2 separate regions of the Mus musculus genome follow, and region 1 is linked to region 2. Evidence: chromatin loops called from intact Hi-C (ENCODE). Cell type or tissue: heart. All regions are shown on one strand. Each heading gives the region's core, and the rest is flanking DNA. Links, peaks and the distances in the headings are about the cores only.

Evidence for each region. Peaks named below come from ENCODE experiments on the same cell type or tissue, not always from the same donor. Only the 100,000 strongest peaks of a DNase experiment are listed, where the experiment ranks them.
Region 1: it touches region 2 in a loop (7-fold over the local background); 6 of 42 quality-filtered maps call a loop at or near these places.

What each region holds. Positions count from the first base shown.
Region 1 is chr16:9,733,935-9,741,934 of GRCm38, reverse strand. All of the region lies in intron 4 of Grin2a (glutamate receptor, ionotropic, NMDA2A (epsilon 1)), which reads left to right. Among named protein-coding and RNA genes, the nearest start is that of Grin2a, 260 kb to the left of the region's middle. In heart, for the core only: a CTCF peak has its summit at 4,659; no DNase peak of the experiment used is centred there.
Region 2 is chr16:8,879,858-8,889,601 of GRCm38, reverse strand. Gm30310 (a long non-coding RNA gene) reads right to left here and starts at 7,988. Exons shown (of 3, transcript XR_001781949.1): 1 at 5,405-7,988; 2 at 1-196. In heart, for the core only: a CTCF peak has its summit at 5,777 (motif pointing left); no DNase peak of the experiment used is centred there.

The sequences.
Region 1 (8,000 bases), core at 1-8,000, 850 kb before region 2:
TTAGTAACAATTATTTGATGATGGTGATGATGATGATGATGATGGTGGTGGTGGTTGTGATGACCATGGTAATGATGACTGAGATGAAGATGATGGTGATGAAGATGGTTACAATGTCTATGATGATGATGTTGGTGGTGGTGCTGGTGGTGTTGGTGGTGATGACTATGATGAACTCTGGGGACCTTGTCCATTTTGCCTTTGCCTTGCCATTTTGCCAGTTAATAAATAGGTGTTGAATGGATTAACGAGGATAACTCCTAACCCAGTGCTCCTAAGGATTTTCACATGCACCTTGTTGCTTTGTCCTCAGAACTCTATGAAGTAGGCTGTATTATGATTCCCATTTTTGCATTAGGAAAATCTGAGAGTGCATGACTTTCCAAGTGTTGCTTCCTGCCCTCATGGAAGACACAAGATGAAAATGTTCTTTCAGACAGTGGCGTCCAATCCTCTAACTCTCCTCCTCATAAGGATGAGAGGGAGCACCAGGTGCATGCCAAGAGCCGCGACACAGCCAGATGCTGTAGAGCTGTGCAGAGAAAGCCTTCTTCTGGGAACCAGCTGTCTGCTTATCTTTGATTGATCACAAAACAGAATTGACCAGAACTCATACTATAAGCTACAAAACGATTCTGCAAATGTTAATGTTCTTGCTATCAGTACCAATAATTATTTTTGTCAGAAGGGTCTGAGTTTGGGCATTACTGAAAATAAAACAAGTGAAGAGAGAGGAGGAACTGGTCTATTCTAGGAGAATTGGAATAAAAATGGTTAAAGAAACAATTGCAGAGTGACTGACTCTCTGCCAATTCCTTTTAGAACCAGGCCCTTGGACTTGGTGAAGTCTAAGGAGGACTGATACATAGTAGCTCTGCAGGGAACTGAGAAAATCCTCAGCGAGAAACCTCAGCATACTGAAGAGGCAGAAAGAAGGAAATAAAAGATAGAAAGGAAGAAGAAAGCCAAGATTTACTTTTGATCCTGGATGCAATCCAGTTCATAATGGGGCTGTCTGCCTTGATTTTTAAAGTGTTTGATTCCCACACGGTATATGAAAGAGGCCAAAAAATTACTAGTAAACACTTCCATTCAGGGCAGTGGTGAGGGAGCCAGTATAATTCTGCACCAATGACTTGAGTTAAACTCTACCTTGAGTTTAATAAATATTTGGCTTTCAATACCGTGTGTCGCTGAAGCAGACTCAGAGTTCTGAATGCAGAAGTGGGAGAACGTGTTTGTCTTTATCCTATGGTGTGAAAATGAGACGCATACACTGTCCTGAGACATCTGCTAGCCACGGTCGTTCACAACCACCCTGGAACTTGTTTGCTTGTTTGTTCATGTGTGTGTTCATTTGTTTTCATTCACTCAACCTTTTGTGTGTTCAGAACTCAGCCACGGAGTGCATTGTAGTCATGAGCCTGTGTAGTAGATAAGAGAAGCTCATCTCCCAAAACTCCTATTTTAGTGATGAGACTAAGGGTGAATAACCGTGTACGCTGGCAAGTTGGTGTTGAGAAGACCATTTGATACGACCTAGATTCTCCAGGAAAGAGTCTCAATGAGGGGTTGTCTACATTGAGTAGCTTGTGGGCCTGCCTGTGGAGGATGGCCTTCGTTAAGTTAATTAATGTGGGAAGACACAGCCTACTGTGAACAACACTATCCCCTAGGCAAGGGCTCCTGAACTGTATCAAATGGAGTAACTGAGCTGAGCACTAGCCAAGAACCAAGTGATCCTGGATGCATACAGTTTTCTCGACTCCTGACTGTGGATGTGATGTGGCCAGCTGTTTATACTTCCTGCCTCGACTTCCACACTATCAGTGTAACTTGGAACTGTGACACAAGACAAGCCCACCTGAGTTGCTTTTTGTCAGGGTGTTCTATTACAGCCGCAGAAATGAAACTAGGTCTGACAGGGATGGGAGAACTAAGGAGATGGAGAATGCAGTGGGAGGAGCCACTTTAGATAGGTGGTTTGGAAAGTAAAGTTTTAGCAAATCCCTAGGTGAAATGACTGAGGATGTAATGTGAGCATCTGAGAAAGAGGGCTTTAGGTAAGGTGCTAGTGTGGGCAAAGGATCAGAAAAGGACTTGCAGGGTTCAAAGAACTGCAAGGCAATCAGCAGACACCAAAAGGTGAGCGGGAGTCACCTAGAGCGCAAGTCTGAGTTTGTGATGGCGCCGTGGGGTTAGGGCGTTGTCTGTGAAGCGTTAGAGGCAGAGTTGGTCAATTTTATCAGGGAAGTTGGACTCCTCAGCTCGCACCGCTGTGTGAGTGATTGTTTGCTCTTCCCCATCAAGAGGTCGAGATAAATGGGTCCTATTTCACCGCAGTTGATCATAAGAATCCACTTCTTCTCATTTCAGCAATTGGTTTAGGAATCTCAGTTGGTCCAAGAGAGAGAAGTTCAGGGTGACTTCAATGAGTGTGGGGAATTTCTCCTGACATTTCTCTGCTGAACGAACCTGGCAGAGAGTAAACAGACTCACATACTGGGCAGAATAAAGACGAAAGCCATAGAGAAAATGAACTAGTGCTGTGGCCAAACCGTACCTGAGCTCCTCGCTGCTGCTCCTTTCCCGGATGTTACTATCCAAACTCTCTCAGTGACCTAAGTAGATCCCAGTCACTCTGTTCAGTTCTGTAAAAAGAACTCTGAAGTATACCCACATCCAGCTGCTGTTTTGTTGTATTTTTGCTAATTGCCTGATCCACTGTACTCTTTAAGTTACATGACTGCATTTAACAAAGGAAAACTGACCAACGGGTGCATAGACAAGGATGATTTTTTACACAGGTCCCTTGACGTTTGATTCCACACAGAGAACTTGATGGACTCTGTTCAGGCTGATGGTATATGTTCTTGTGCCTTTGAAGGATTCAAGCTTGTGCATCCACGGGCTTTGGGATCAGAGTCCAGCTTTTTCTGCCGCTTATAGCTGTGGAACCTTGAACAAATTGCTAAATGTATGTAGAGCTTATTTTTGTCATCCATAAAATGAAAATAATACCGGTCCCCCTCATAGTGGGGGAGTCTGTGAGGATTAAATGTGCATGACAAGCATCTAGCTCAGTGCCCAGTACATAGTAAGCCATCTATGAATGCCGCCTCTTATATAATAGCACAGTCCTCAGAATAACCAAGGAAAGTGGGACAAAAAATGCCACCGAGATAGCAGAATTTCTCTGTACAGCTTAATTAAGTATGTTTCATTATTTCGAATCCCCAGGGCTTCTAAAAGAAAGCTACATTTTCCAGAAAATTTAGAAAGACAGTCTCATTAACCAGAGAGTAGGGTTGGGGCAATCTTCACAGAAGGAACTACGAGGGTCAGGGAGCACGTGGTGAAGAAGGGTGCATGGGGGTTGATGGCTGTCACCTTCCTTAGCCGTCAGCACGCACACACGACACAACTGTGCATCAGACACTTCTGTCTGTATCCTTGAGAATAACTTACAAGGCGTGGCTCTGTCAGGACAGTTCTTGTCTGCCAGGCTTGAGGTCCTGAATTTCCCTCCCAGAACCCATAAGGAAATGCTGCTTATGACAATGCATGACTGTAACTCTCTCATGGAGTGGGGCAGAGTCAAGAGGATGCCTGAGGCCAGCTGGCCACCCAGCCCAGCCTAACTTCTGAGTCCTAGGCCAATGAGACACTGTGTCAAAGACAGTGTTGGATAAGCAACAGCCTTCTCTGATGCCGTCGAAGGAAGACACCTGAGGTCATCCTCTCGTCTTCACACACATGCACACGCACACGCGCACGCACGCGCACACACACATACACATACACGCACACACACACACATACATGCACACACACGCGCACGCATGCACGCACACACACACGCACACACACATGCATGCACGCACACACACACACACGCACACACACATGCACGCACGCACGCACACACACAGATGACTAAAAGTGAGATGTTACCATGTTTTATTTAAGGAAAGACCCCAATTTCAAGATGATCATTACTTTTTTTTTTTTCTACAAAGTTGAACTGTGAAAGATGTAAGTTCTAGAATGAACCAAATAGGGAAGCTGTGTGTTGAGGCTCCTGTTCACATATCAGTGTGCAGCACTGGTAACTATAGTCACAGCTTCCAACTCCCACAGGGTATGCAACTGAATGAAAGAATACAGCCTTGACTTCAAAGCCAGCCCAGAATGAGACCTTGTCTCAAAAAACAAAAGAAAAGAAAAGAAAAGAAAAGAAAAGAAAAAAGAGGGGAGGGGAGGGGAGGGGAGGGGAGGGGAGGAAAAATGAAAGAAAAGAAAGAGAAAGATGCTGTGTTCCCTGTCTGCTGTGAAAGGAAGACAGGACTCAGTGAGAGCAAAAGCTCCTACTGTGTGAGAGATGCCTCTCACAGATGAGGGAGGGTGGAGAGAGATGCAGAGAGAACTCTCCAGGGAGCTGACACTTAAATGGAAAGCAGGAAGGTGCAAAATCAGCCATGAAAAGAACCAGAGAAAAATTGTTCCAGGCGAGGGGAGCTGAGCACAGAGTCCCTGGAGAGGGAAAGACTTTGGCATTTGTGAGTAATTGGCAGAAAAGGTGGGACTGGAAGATGCTTATTGACTCTCGCTGACCCCTAGGCACAATGGATGAGTCACCAAACTGCACTGTGGCAGGACACTAGGTGTCTCTGTTAGTCCACAGCAGCACAGAGGAAGGACCACTTCACCTTGCTGAGATAAAGGAAGAAGGGAACTGCCTCAGTTTATAAAGGTCTGCAAGTTAAGGGAGCACAGAGACCCCCCCCCCCCCCTCAGCCTCAGGGTCTCTTTGGAAGTTGTGTGACATGCCAGTGCTTTTTCCAGGGACATATGTCATAACATTTTGGGTCTGTGTCACATAACACAGTAGAATGATCATTTTGCTTCCTGCTACATAATTAATACATGTAATAAAATAGAGAGAGCAAGACACTTATAAACCTCAGCAATTCTGAGTCACATAAAGTTCTTCCTCGTTTACAGAGAAAGGCAGCAAAGCAGATACAAAGTAGCTAACATGCCTCAAAGACTGTCCCAGCTCTTATGCCTTCAGATTCAGAAAAGAAAGAAAAATCACATAAGATTGTAAGACTGAAGAGTCTCTGTCTCCTGTAGCAATCTCCGAGAGGGAGAAGAGATATTGATTAAGAATTAGTGGCATTGCGACAACATCCACGATTAGCATGTATGATGACCACTTAGCAGGGATCTGGAGTTTGAAACACTGTAGTAACATGTTCTGTTTACTAACTAGTTAAAACTTAATACAACCCTCAGAAGTAACAATTAATATTAACGTCTCCATTTCACAGAAAAAACGAGACAAAATAACAGCTTGCCCTCTTCTCCCTAGCTAGCTAACTTCAGAGGGCATTCACAAACTCTGGCAGTTTAACCTCATGGCCAGTGTTGTTCTTCTCTTGATGGTGAATTTCCTCTATTAAACAATGCCATCAGTGGCACCAATTCATCTGAGCAGAACTTATCTCTGTTTGGGAACCATAGCTCTTAACTGTTAAGGGAAAATGACAAAACCCAAACATGTTCGGAGTAGAATATTATTATGTTGTTAGACCGTGAAGCCTATCCCTTATGCCAAGATGGAAGAAAATGTATGCATTAGCAACATTAACCAAATTGTGCGTGTAGCTGTGTAGGTCCAGGCCACTTTTCCCAGGGAGAGAAAGTTGCTGTTCTCAAGGCTCATGGGCTCAATTTAAATCCTGAGTTTTTTATATCTTTTTTTTTTTCAGTGCTGGGAGTGCAAGTCTATGTGTACCCTAGGTAAACCATAGCCCTAGCATTCCCCCCTTGTTTATATGTATCCTTACCCAGTTGAATTGTATTTTTCATGACATATACTGCTTTCTGGTTTGGCTTCTTCCAACTGACTTATTAAGAATTCTGCATAGTCAATGGGATGCAAATCAATGGAACATATGTACCTCCCCGCAGATGGGAAATGTCGCTGTTGGCTGTGCTGTTGCTAAACTGCCTCTGTGGCCTGATGCTTCAGCTTCCAATTGAGACCCCGCATCTCCGGTGGCATGTCTGACTACTGTCATATCCATGTGCCAGAGATAATATTGCATCAGCAACAAGTTTCAATTCACTCACTTCTCCCTCAGCAGTGACTCTGTGGGTCCTTTAAAGGTCTGGCTTCTTTTCCATGCAGCCGTTTTCCCGTCTTCCCCGAGTACACACAGGATCATTTGCACACACATGGTGGGAACTTGTGTGTGGGAAATTACCCTATTTACAGTGGTTTAACATGGTGAGGAGAACCAGAATAGACCATGCTGCTCAGCCAGATCCATGGTGGAAAGCAGGTGCCAACCTGTCTGTCAGCCACACAGCTGGTTGAGTTAACTCTATTAGACCGTGTTGTCCAATTTTGTCCTCTGAAATACAAACTAGTATGGTGGCAGGCAGCCCATTTGCCAAATGGTGCCCCCTGCTGGGCTGGTGGAGGTCTGCTGTTCTTGTTGGTACATCTGCTGGGTAAAGCTGCCAACATGTTGGAAACTTGCACTTCTATAAGCTTGTATTGTCTATTTGCATGTTTTTCTTGTTAGGAAAATACCTAGATTTGCCATTTTTTCATTCTTAAAGATTTCTTTTCTTTTTGTCAACGTATTGGTATATTGTGTATGCCATGATGATGTTGTCTAAGGCCAGAAGAAGGTGACACATCACTTGGAGCTGGAGCTACACAGGTGCTGAGAACTGAACTCTGGTCCTGTGATGAACAGCAAGTCCTTTGACCACTGGACATCTCTCCAGCCTTGCCTGGCCTTTGTCCTTTTCTCTGATGACTTGGCAAATTTTGACACCCAATTTGTCTTCAACTAGATAAAATTAGTCTCTGATTTTAGGCTGATCCAGGGGTAGAGATCATCTTTTTGGCTGAAGAAGGCATTCTGGATTTATCCAGCCCCTGTGATCTGTGATCCTTGCACACCCCCTTCCTCACTTTCATGAGTTAGTAAATTATTTTAGTGAACTTTGAAGCTTAGCAGCAAGGGCAATTCCTGCATATGAATCCAGCATAAGAAGAGATGGGGGTTTAGATCTGCAAGTCCCTCACCCCCCTCATTCGGGTAATTCCTCCCCGTGTCTCTAGGGTGGGGATATCCCAGGAGTCAAGATCGGCAGCTAACTTACAGAGGTCAAAGACAAGGTCTGGCCACCAGGTATAAGGTGGGTGTTCCTCTGTAGTGGACCAAGCTACATCCCCAGTGGCTGAGAGTACTTGCCAAGTCACTTTGGTAGGGTTGTGGGGGTGCTGAGGCTCAGCTGGAAGGAAGGTACACCATAGCCATCTCATGGTTTCTCAGGCCTTGCAGAAAGGCAGGCGATCTTGAGCTTGAGGGAGTTGCTCAGGTGTCTGGCTGCTATCAAGTTGGTGTCAGGTGCAGATGCTGGTCTGACGTGAGTTATGTGAACATAGTCAGTTACTCTGTACCCTTTTACAGTGGTCAGTTGGGGTGATCAACAACACCAGGAACAGCCCTTTCCCATTTGCTTTCAAGTTTTCAGCATTATGCCTCTTACCCAGTCTCTAACTTGATACTCGTGTGGAACCTCTGGGGTACCTGCGTCATACAGAGCACTAAATTTAGGCCACAATTCCTAGTAGCTGATCTGGAAAGCTTGCAATTGAGTCATAAGATCCCTTTCAGCCTGAAAAGTCACTCTGGGGGGAGGGGGTGTCAAGAGCCGGAGTTAAGGGAGTGCAGGTCCCGTACAGGATCTCAAAAGTGGTCAGGTTAAAATGGTAGGGGATGTTCTGAGCTCAGAACAGAGCCAAATGAAGGAGCACCACCCAGTCAGCGCCAGTCTCTAAGGTCAATTTGGAAGGCGGGGCTTAGAGTGTGGACACCCGGAGTTGAGGAGTGTCCTGCAAGAAATCCCTATATATGTGCGCCCTGAGATGGGAGAAGCCAGCAGCAGGCCCATCAGTGGGGAATGGGGTGAGG
Region 2 (9,744 bases), core at 1,007-9,006:
CATGCTTCCTTTTAAAAGTTTCCTTGGTCTCGATGCATCCTCGAAGCAACAGAACAGTGACCCTTAAGACAATGGTACATGTGTTGCAATCAGAGGAGGCAGTCGCACTTCTCATCTTTATGTAGGTTGTTGACCCTGTAGTTGTTTTGCAGACAGATTCTCATGTGGTGCACAGGCATATGTGCATGCAAAACACCTATAATCATAAAATAAAGATACATAAGTATTTTTTTAAAGAGAGATTGTATGAGGAAGACCAAATAGCATAGACCCTCCTTGAAAGACTAGGAATCCTGGGAATGACCCAGGAACCACGCTTCGCTGCTGGAAGAGGATGACCCAGGAGTAGAGGGAAGGCATTACCTTTATCTTAGTTAAGGATTCTGTTGCTGTGATAAAACACCATGGTCAATTCAACTCAGTGGGGGAAAGGCTTACTTCATCATCCAGGGGAGTCAGGAAGGGAGCTCGAGGCAGGAGCCTGGAGGCAGGAGCTGATGCAGGAGCCTGGAGGCAGGAGATGATGCAGAGGCCATGGAGGGTGCTGCTCACTGGCTTGCCCCTGGTGCCTAACTCATCCTGTTTCCTTATAGAATCCAATACCAGCCCAAGGGTGCTTACAGTGAGTGGCCTCCCACATCAATCATTAATCAAGAATGGACCACAGCCTTGTCTCCAGGCTAAGTGGGGGCATTTTCTCATGTTAGGTTCCCCCTTCTAACATGACTCTAGTTTGTTAAGTTGACATAAAAGTAGCCAGCACACATCACAGTGACTTTCCAGAGCTAGCATACATAGTACTATGGTGGCTCGAAACTCTAGAGGCTGGGTCTCCAAGACTAAGGCTGAAAATCCTTCCTGTGCCTCTCTTCTGGCTTCTAATGACTTGGCAGGTGACTTAGTTAGGGTCTCTATTGCTACAATGAAACACCAAGACCAAAAATCAAGTTGGGGATGAAAAGGTTTATCAGGATTTTACTTCCACATTATAGTCCATCACTGAAGGAAGCCATGGCAGGAACAGGGCGGGAGGCAGGAGGTGATGCAGAGGGCTCCACATGGCTTACTCAGCCTGTTTTCTTATAGAGCCCAGGATTGGCCCCACCCACAGGGATGGCCTTCTCCCATCAATCACTAAGAAATGCTCTACAGGCTGGCCCACAGCCAGATCTTTTTTTGGTTTGGTTTGGTTTGGTTTGGTTTGGTTTGGTTTGGTTTGGTTTTTTCGAGACAGGGTTTCTCTGTATAGCCCTGGCTATCCTACTCACTTTGTAGACCAGGCTGACCTCGAACTCAGAAATCCGCCTGCCTCTGCCTCCCGAGTGCTGGAATCAAAGGTGTGCACCACCACGCCCGGCTCTTATGAATGCATTTTCTTAACTGAGGTTCTGTCCTCTTAAATGACTACATTCTTCGTCAAGTCGGCATAAGTCTAGCCAGCACAGCAGTCAAGGCTATTCCTTGGCTTATTGAGACATCACCCCCACCTCTGCCTTCATCTTCAGATAGCATTATTCCTGATGGAGGAGGTATTCATTTCTGTGTCCAAACTGCCCCTACAAAAACCATGACTTCATCTCAAGTTGGCCATCTGCCAGAATCCTATTTCCTAAGGTCATATTGACAGATACAAGGGGCTAAGGTTTTGGCATCGCTAAAGGAGACACTCTCCTACCCACAGCATCTCCAGCCCCACATGGGTCAGCAAGGAAAGCCCAGCCCAGATCTGGGACCAGGGAGACAACAGGCAGGCTGTGGATGGCACTTGCTAGGGCTTCTAAAAATGTGAGGCAGAGTCTCTCTGCTACTCTTACAATACAGAACAGACTCAGTTAAAGCTAGAAAGGTCATCCACACTCCTGAGCCCAAACATAAACGATTAAGTGTCATATCTTAATAAATATATATATATATATATATATATATATATATATATATATATATATATATATATATATATATATAAACCCACAAATACTTTTTCCGGCCCTTGTCACCCAGGCAGTTGTGGGTGAGAATGAGCTAACCTAATACAACAAGCTGTTCATCGGAACAGCCATTCAAGGTGTTTCATTAAGAGCTTCAGTGATAGCTGCAGCTGCCTCAAGGCATGCTGGGAAGACAGCTCGAAATCTCCTCTCCATTAACCAAAGTGGGTCACACTGCTGACTTTGCAAAGTAGAGAGATAGCCAGTCACGGCAGTGATGGGGGCAGGGGCAGGCGCTCAGGGCATCCTTCCATCTCTCAGCACCAATCAGCACCCCAGCCCTGGACAGGTCAGCGATTCTTACCTGAAATGAACGGAGTACAAAGGAGTATGCTCCCCTAACACTTAGAGACAGACTGTTCCTGGTCTCCCAGGATGCAGGATCTCCATCGCCCAAATCAGCACAGTGGGTGCCCCGACCTCCATGAGAGTGGGGGCTGGGCTTGGTGATCTGTTTTATTTCACCACTGAAACAGTCCCTCAAACATGGCAGGCCTTGAACAGCATTGCTGGGATGGAGCCAGGCAGGGCAGTGTGTGCCTGGAGCTGTGCATGCCCGAGGCTGACTGGGGAGGCATGCTCAAGTCCAGAAGTTTGGGGTTAGCCTGAGCAACAGAAAAAGACCATGTCTACTAAAAATTACACTACAGGCTGGGTGTGGTGGCTCATGCTTGTAATTTCCTGCGACTGAGACTGGAGGATTCCTGTGAGTTCAAGGCCAATCTTTGCAACACAGTGAGATCCTGTCTTTATAATAAACATGATATTTTTTGTTATTTGAAAGAAAACATGACTAAGTCGATGACGGAGCTTTTCCCTCCAGTCCCACGAGGTAATCAGCTCACATTCGGTCTCTTTCCATGGTGTTCTGCTGTTTGTTTGGGGCTTGTTTTTTGTTTTGTTTTGTTTTTCGAGACAGGGTTTCTCTGTATAGTCCTGGCTGTCCTGGAACTCACTTTGTAGACCAGGCTGGCCTCAAACTCAGAAATCCACCTGCCTCTGCCTCCCGAGTGCTGGGATTAAAGGCGTGCGCCACCGCCCGGCTGGGGCTTGTTTTGTTGTTGTGTTTTGTTGTGGGTTTGAGGGGTTGTTTTATTGCTGCTGCTGGTGGTGGTGATGGTGGTGGTAGGCTGATTTTAGAGGTTTGCTATACTTTTTTGTTTTGTTTTGTTTTTGATGTTTTTTGCAGCTAGGAGGAGTGAACCTAGGACCTCTGACATACCGGTCAAGCACATTCATGCCACCCAAGTGTCCTGCCCCTGAAATACATCCTCCCCAGCATGTTTGTGGCACACGTGTAGAGGTGATAAACCTCCTCCACCCGAAACACACATAACTGGCAATTGGGAGCTGGCTGGGGAGTCATGAGAGTGGGAGAGCGGGTCTTGCCCCTCAACAGCTGTGCACTCGGGAGAGTGGGTCCTTTGCCTGGTCTGTGCAGCACAGTAGAGCTGGCCCTAGTAGCAGGGCCGCAGGTGATCCGGCCCTAAGGTAAAGCCAGCATGGGAGCGCTGGCCTCACCACTCCTCCACCATGGGGTTGTGCTGGTGTGGAGGTGAGGCCCTTCCCACACCTAATTGCTGGAAAGCCTTCTGGGATACCACTTGGCAGAAAATGGGCTTCAGGCAGGAATCTGACATTGGAAGTAAGCTCAGGCAGGACTCTGACATTAGGGCATAATAAGGAAGTCAGTTTCAGTAAGAATCTAACTTTAGGCTGTAATAAGGAAGTCGGGTAAGGCAGGAATTTTAGGATGTCTCAGGATGGAACAGAAGAACTAGGCTTCAGGCAAGATTTTGGGCTTGGACGAGGAAGTGGGCTCAAGTGTTGGGTCATTATAACAAGCCCTTTTAAACAACTGCCATGGGAGTAATCACAGGACTTCGCTTACTGCCTTGTTAGTTCCTTATTGTACTGCTCGCCCAAAATACCTGCATGTAATTAAAATGTATAAAAAGTGGATTGGAAAATTAAATTTGCCTTCAGTCTGAGAATTGACTTGGGTCATGCTACAATGTTGTCTAACTATCTTTTTTTCTTTTTAATCCTCACTCCCGCGCTGGAGAACCTGTTGACTGACTGAGCGGGCTTGGTCAGACTCACCCCTCACCACGCCCAGCAGTTAGGAAAGCTGGCCCTGGGTCCTGAGAGCAGGAACGCTGGCCCAGCCTCTTGCCAGCTACAGCACTGAGTGGGCCTCGAACTTTTACTGAGCAGCACAGTGGAGCTGGCTGGAGAGGTATGGGTACAGGTGAGCCACCCAGAGGGCATGACAGCAGAAGAGCTGCCTCCTTCCTGCCAGTAGCAGCATTGGGTGGCCTAGCCAGGGCAGTGCTGGAGAGCTGGCCCTGGTGGTGTGGTAAGGACTGGAGGGCTGACCTGCTCAACTGCCACCCATGCCCAGATCCAAGGCTTTTGAGTTGGCCTATCCCAACATCTACCTCACCTGTGAATTTGGGGGGGGGGGTGTGAAAGGGCCACTCCGGCTGATCCAAAACTCCAAGATCTCATGACACAGGGGAACACATAGGATAACCAGGAGGAGTCCCAGTGAGAATTCAATGTTGGTGTCACAGAAGCCAGAGTCTTCTAACCAGACACATTGCAATGAGCATTCGCAAGTGAAGGCATGTGGACAGAGGGATATCCTGTGGGACACACTGGGACACACTGCAGCTTCCACCATGAGATGTTTTCTATGCTTTGGGTGGGTGTGTGTGTGTGTGTTATTCTGGGGGAGTTGAAAGGGCAGAGGGCAGACACGAGGGGACAGGGAGATGAGCGAAACTGGGGTACATGATGTGAAACTCACAAAGAATCAATAAAAAGTTTTTAAAAATAATAAAAATAGGGGTGGGAGGAAAAAAAAATAAAAAATTAAAAAAATAATAATAATAAAAATAAAAGCATTTAATTGGGAAGCTTGTCTACAGTTTCAGAAAGTCCATGATCATCATGCAGAGGAGCATGACAGCAGGCAGGCAGGCAGGCAGGCAGCAGGCAGGCAGGCAGGCAGCAGGCAGGCAGGCAGGCAGGCAGGCAGACCTGGCCCTGGACAGAGCATAGCGTTTACATCTGATCCACAGCTGCAAGCAGAGAGAGACACTGGGCCTGGCCTGGCCTTTTGAAACCTCACAACCCACCCCAGTGACATGCTTCCCCAACAAGGCCATACCTCCTAGTCCTTCTCAAACAGTTCCACTAACCGGAAGCCAAGCATTAAAATTTATGAGCTTACGGGGACCATCCTGGTTCAAACCCCTACAGTTCCTAGCCCAGTTCTTGTTTTTTTAACACTTGTTTACTTGTTTGTTTGGGGGTAGCAGGTGCATGACTGCAGAGTACAGCCCTGGGAGCCAGTTCTCCTCTCTACCCAGTAAATCCCAGAGACTGGGTTTGGTGGCAGCTTCATTTACCCAGTGAATCGTGTCGTCTTCTCTCTTGCCTTTCTATAGGAAAAAAACACTGTTCTTTTTTCCCTCTGGCTAATCCTTCTGTGGACACACACATGCAGTGCAAACGGGGTATTGCATAGAACACGCTGAGGCCAAGGGTAACAGCTTCCCACAGCACGATCTGCACTTTCATTTTCTTCCATCTGCGGAGGCAGGATCACACTACTCAGTTGCTGGTTGCCAGGTAGCTCCAAGCAGAGCATCCCCTTACTTTCCTCTGCTGAAAGGAACAGGCAGAAAAGACACATAGAGGTCATCTCCTGGCAGGAAGCAGCACGGGCAGCTTCTTAGGTACCCGACACTCAGAGGAACATGGTGCGCTGGCGCCCCCTGCTGGTTGAGTTTAGAATGACTGAGAAACTGTTGTGGCAGGAATGTGAGAGTCTCAAGGTCTTGGTGCCTGACTCCTGGCTCTGCTTGCATCCTATTCTAAGAATCAAATTCCCAGGAAGGCACTTAGTTTCTCCAAAACCATCCCGGGAAGTGGCTTCACGATACAGTTGGGTAGTCTAACATGCACAAGGACCTGGGTGTAACCAGGTACACCTTTAAGCCCAGCAGAGACAAGCAATCTCTGTGAATTTAAGGCCAGCAAAGGTGGGACATTCCTCTAAAGGAACAGGTTTGTACATTCACGCTCGAGGCTGGCCCTGGCTGCAGAGTAAGACCCAGTTTCAAATAAAAATAACAAAAGCCCTACTTTAAGTTTTCAGACACATTCTGACAACTGCCTCACTAACAGCTGCTATTTAGTATCTCATTCGCTCACTACTCTTTAAAAAAAAAAAAGCCAGGAGGTGGTGGTGGCACATGCCTTCAATCCCAGCACTGGAGAGACAGGGAGACAGAGGCAGGCATGCCTCTGAGTTCCAGGCCAGCCCTAGGACTACACAGAGAAACCCTGTCTTGAAAAAGTAAACAAACAGCCAGAAGTGCCTTTGTTTCTTTATTGGCACACATGGCACAGGGTATCTGTGAGGTCAGAGACGACTTTCAGGAGCCCAGTGTCTCCAGAGCAACTGTTGAAGCTGCCTGGCTCTTCAGGCTCCGTCTATGTTAAACAGACATTTTGCCAGTGGCATTTACTTTAAGGATTTTAATAAAAGGGGTATCTGACATGAGTTCCTACCAATATCCCCAAAGCGGAAGGCTCGGAGCGTTTCTTCAACACAGAAAACAGCATGAGGTTGAAAATGCCTCCTGGACATTAAAGAGCATTTCAGAGGGGCTAGTGATGTCACAGTCGACCCTGAGGCCCTGGACTCCTGAATAGGGAGAAGAGACTCTGTCTATGGGAAGAGCCTCATTGACCAGTACTGGCCACAGTGCAGATGCTGGGCCAGCAAGATGGCTCATGGAGCAAAGGCCCTTCCTTGCCCCTAGCCTGACAACCTGAGTTAGACCTCCACCACATGGTGGAGAGGAGAGGACAAACCTGACTCGTCCTTGGACTTCAACACATGCTGCTGGCAAGCATGGGTGAGCACACACGCACATAGTGAGGATTGTGAGTGGTGTGGCTGTACACGCCTATAACCCCAACACTCAGTAGGCTAAATCAGGGGGCTCACCCCAAGTTCAAGGCCAGCCTGAACAACAGGGTGCTTTCTAGACCAGGGCTGGTCATGGCAAGATTTTAAGTAAAAAGGATAACATCTAAATACTCTAAGTTGAATTGTATAATTTGAGTGAATTCTATGATATGTGCAACTTTTTTTTAAGAGGGATTTTTTTTTTTTTTAAATAAAAGACATCTTGGGGAGGGGCATCCTGTTTTATAGAACAGGCTCATAACAGCACTTGATGAAGGCCACACAGTGGCCTGTTCTGGATTCAAAGTGCAGACACTCAGGTGAGGCCCTGTTCTGTCCTGCCTTCTGTCTCCTTCCACACCGGCTGTGGCCCCCTCCAAAGTGAGAGGCTTGACACTGGAGACCTTCAAAGGGCAGCACAGTGAACCTGAGGGGGCACGGTGCACTTCTAGGACACCCTGATGGCTCAAAGTGGGCACAGAAGAAGACAAGGGTTAAAACAGCAGCCCTTAAAGAGCATAGATTGCTTATTTTGCTGTTGTTTGTTTTATTTTGTTTTTTTAAGACAGGCTTTCTCTTTAGCCCTGACTGTCCTGGAACTGTCTCAGTAAACCAGGCTGCCCTCTAACTGCCTCTGCCTCCCTCCCACGTCCTGGGAGTAAAGGAGTGCACCAGTGTCACCCAGCTGGCTGGCTGGTTTTCTGACTGGTCTCATGTAACCCAGGCTAGCCTCACACCTTATTTTGTTATTGCAAATGCCCTTGAACTTCTCTTCCTGTCACACACATTCACACACTCACACACTCTCTCACATTCTCTCTCTCTCTCTCTCTCTCTCTCTCTCTCTCTCTCTCACACACACACACACACACACACACACACACACACACACACACACACACACGTACGTTACAAATCTGCCCTGTTTTCTCCTGCTCTCCCAGCTTTTGTTTACTCTAACTGACAAGGGGCCAGAGAACCCAAGATAGATAAGACATTAATCTTCTTTTATATGCTAACAGCTTTGAATTTAAATGTGACTGGTCTCAGCTCCATCAGACCCTCGGGTAGAGATGAGGTGAAGGATGCAGGCCATGGATAAATCAGGAATGGCTGGGGATGTAGCTCAGCCACAGGACACTTGTCTACCATGCACGAGATCCTGAGTTCAAGTCTCAGCACTGAAAAGCAAAAAGAAGAAGGAACATGGTTAAGCCAGCGGTGGTGCTGGAAACCTGTAATCCCAGCGCTGGAAAGCCTGAGGCAGGAGGATTGCCTCAAGTTAGAGGCTAGCCTGGGCTAGATAAAGGTGTGCCAGAGCAGGGCTACATAGCAAGATTCAGCCTAAATAAATAAATACACACTAGACCCCAGTCAGCTCCTGGAACTTCTAGAATTGGGGCTCACAAGGTTTGCTAGAGGTGGTGAGTGGGATTGGAGTATGCAGGGGTGAACAGTTGTCACCCAATTGCCGAGGCACCTTCTGAGTCCTGGACATGGGCCACACGCCACTGTCACTTGGACTTTCATCAGAAGCAGGAGGGTGCCTCCTCGATACTCCCCAGCTCGCAAACCCAACCCCCACCCCCACCCCCGTGGCTGTCCAGGCCCTCTGAGACCTTCACAAGGGGAGCCCTCAAGGCTGTTGTCGGTCTACCTCCTCATTTCCCCTGCACTTCCCCTTTGTCCCTTGGAAGTGAAGAACCAGCCTACCTTCATCTTAGGCTTAAAAGACAAATTGGTCTCATTCCTGGTGATGATAAACCTGTTTCTCAAGCACTGGGCTATGCACCACCTATAATCTTAACTGCAAATGGTTCTGTACAGCCTGCTCCAGGAATGGCAACCATGTCTTTCTTCCAAAAAGTTGGTTATAACCACCTCGCAACCCTACCTTTGTTTCAAAAGTTTATCTGACCACCACCAACAACCCCATTCTGCCCCCTGCAGACAGGTCTTTGTTTCAGGAGGGACTAGCTTGCTATGCTTATGGTCAGCTCCTGTAACCCCACCTATTTTGCCCACCAAAACCTCCATTTGGAAACCCGATACCCCTGAGCTATATATAAAACCCTTGTCTTCCTCATATCCAATGCTGACTTCTCAAACCCCACCTCAGGGGCAGGCGGCTGTGTACATGCATACAAGAGCTTGCTTTAATTAATTTGGTCATGATGGTTTGGGTCAGTGGTCTTTCTCCTCCCACCTTTGGGATTAACTGAAGCTTAGGTGGGGTGAGGGCACAGCACAGATCAGAAGAAAGTAAAGGGTAATGGAGCCAGATGCCCGTGCCTTAGATGGGAGTTCAGCCACTGGTTACTAAAAAAGACTGGGTTAATGAAGCATACAGAAAGGAACAGAGCAGAGTTTCAAAGAGGAACAGGCGTGCCTGCCGGGGACCCTAGACAATGCCTGGAGTCATTGTGTGGGAACGGCTTGAAAAGAGGGAGCCTCCTTACTGCCTGTTGGCAAAGCTCAAAGGGACTGTTAACATCTTACTTGCTCGCTGTGGTGACTCTCATATGAGCCCAGGAGCCAGAAGGCTGAAACAGGAGTGTCACAAGTCAAGGCCAGCCTAGGATATATATGGAGACCCTGTCTGAAAACAACAAAAATCCTATATCCCTAGCATAGGAGGCTACCCTGCATTTGAGCCCCAGCACCACACAAACCAGGAGTGGCATTACACAAACACCTACAATCTCAGCATTGTGGGAAAGGGCCACAGAGTACTTGCCTAATACTCCTACAGCCCGGAGTTGGTGGTGC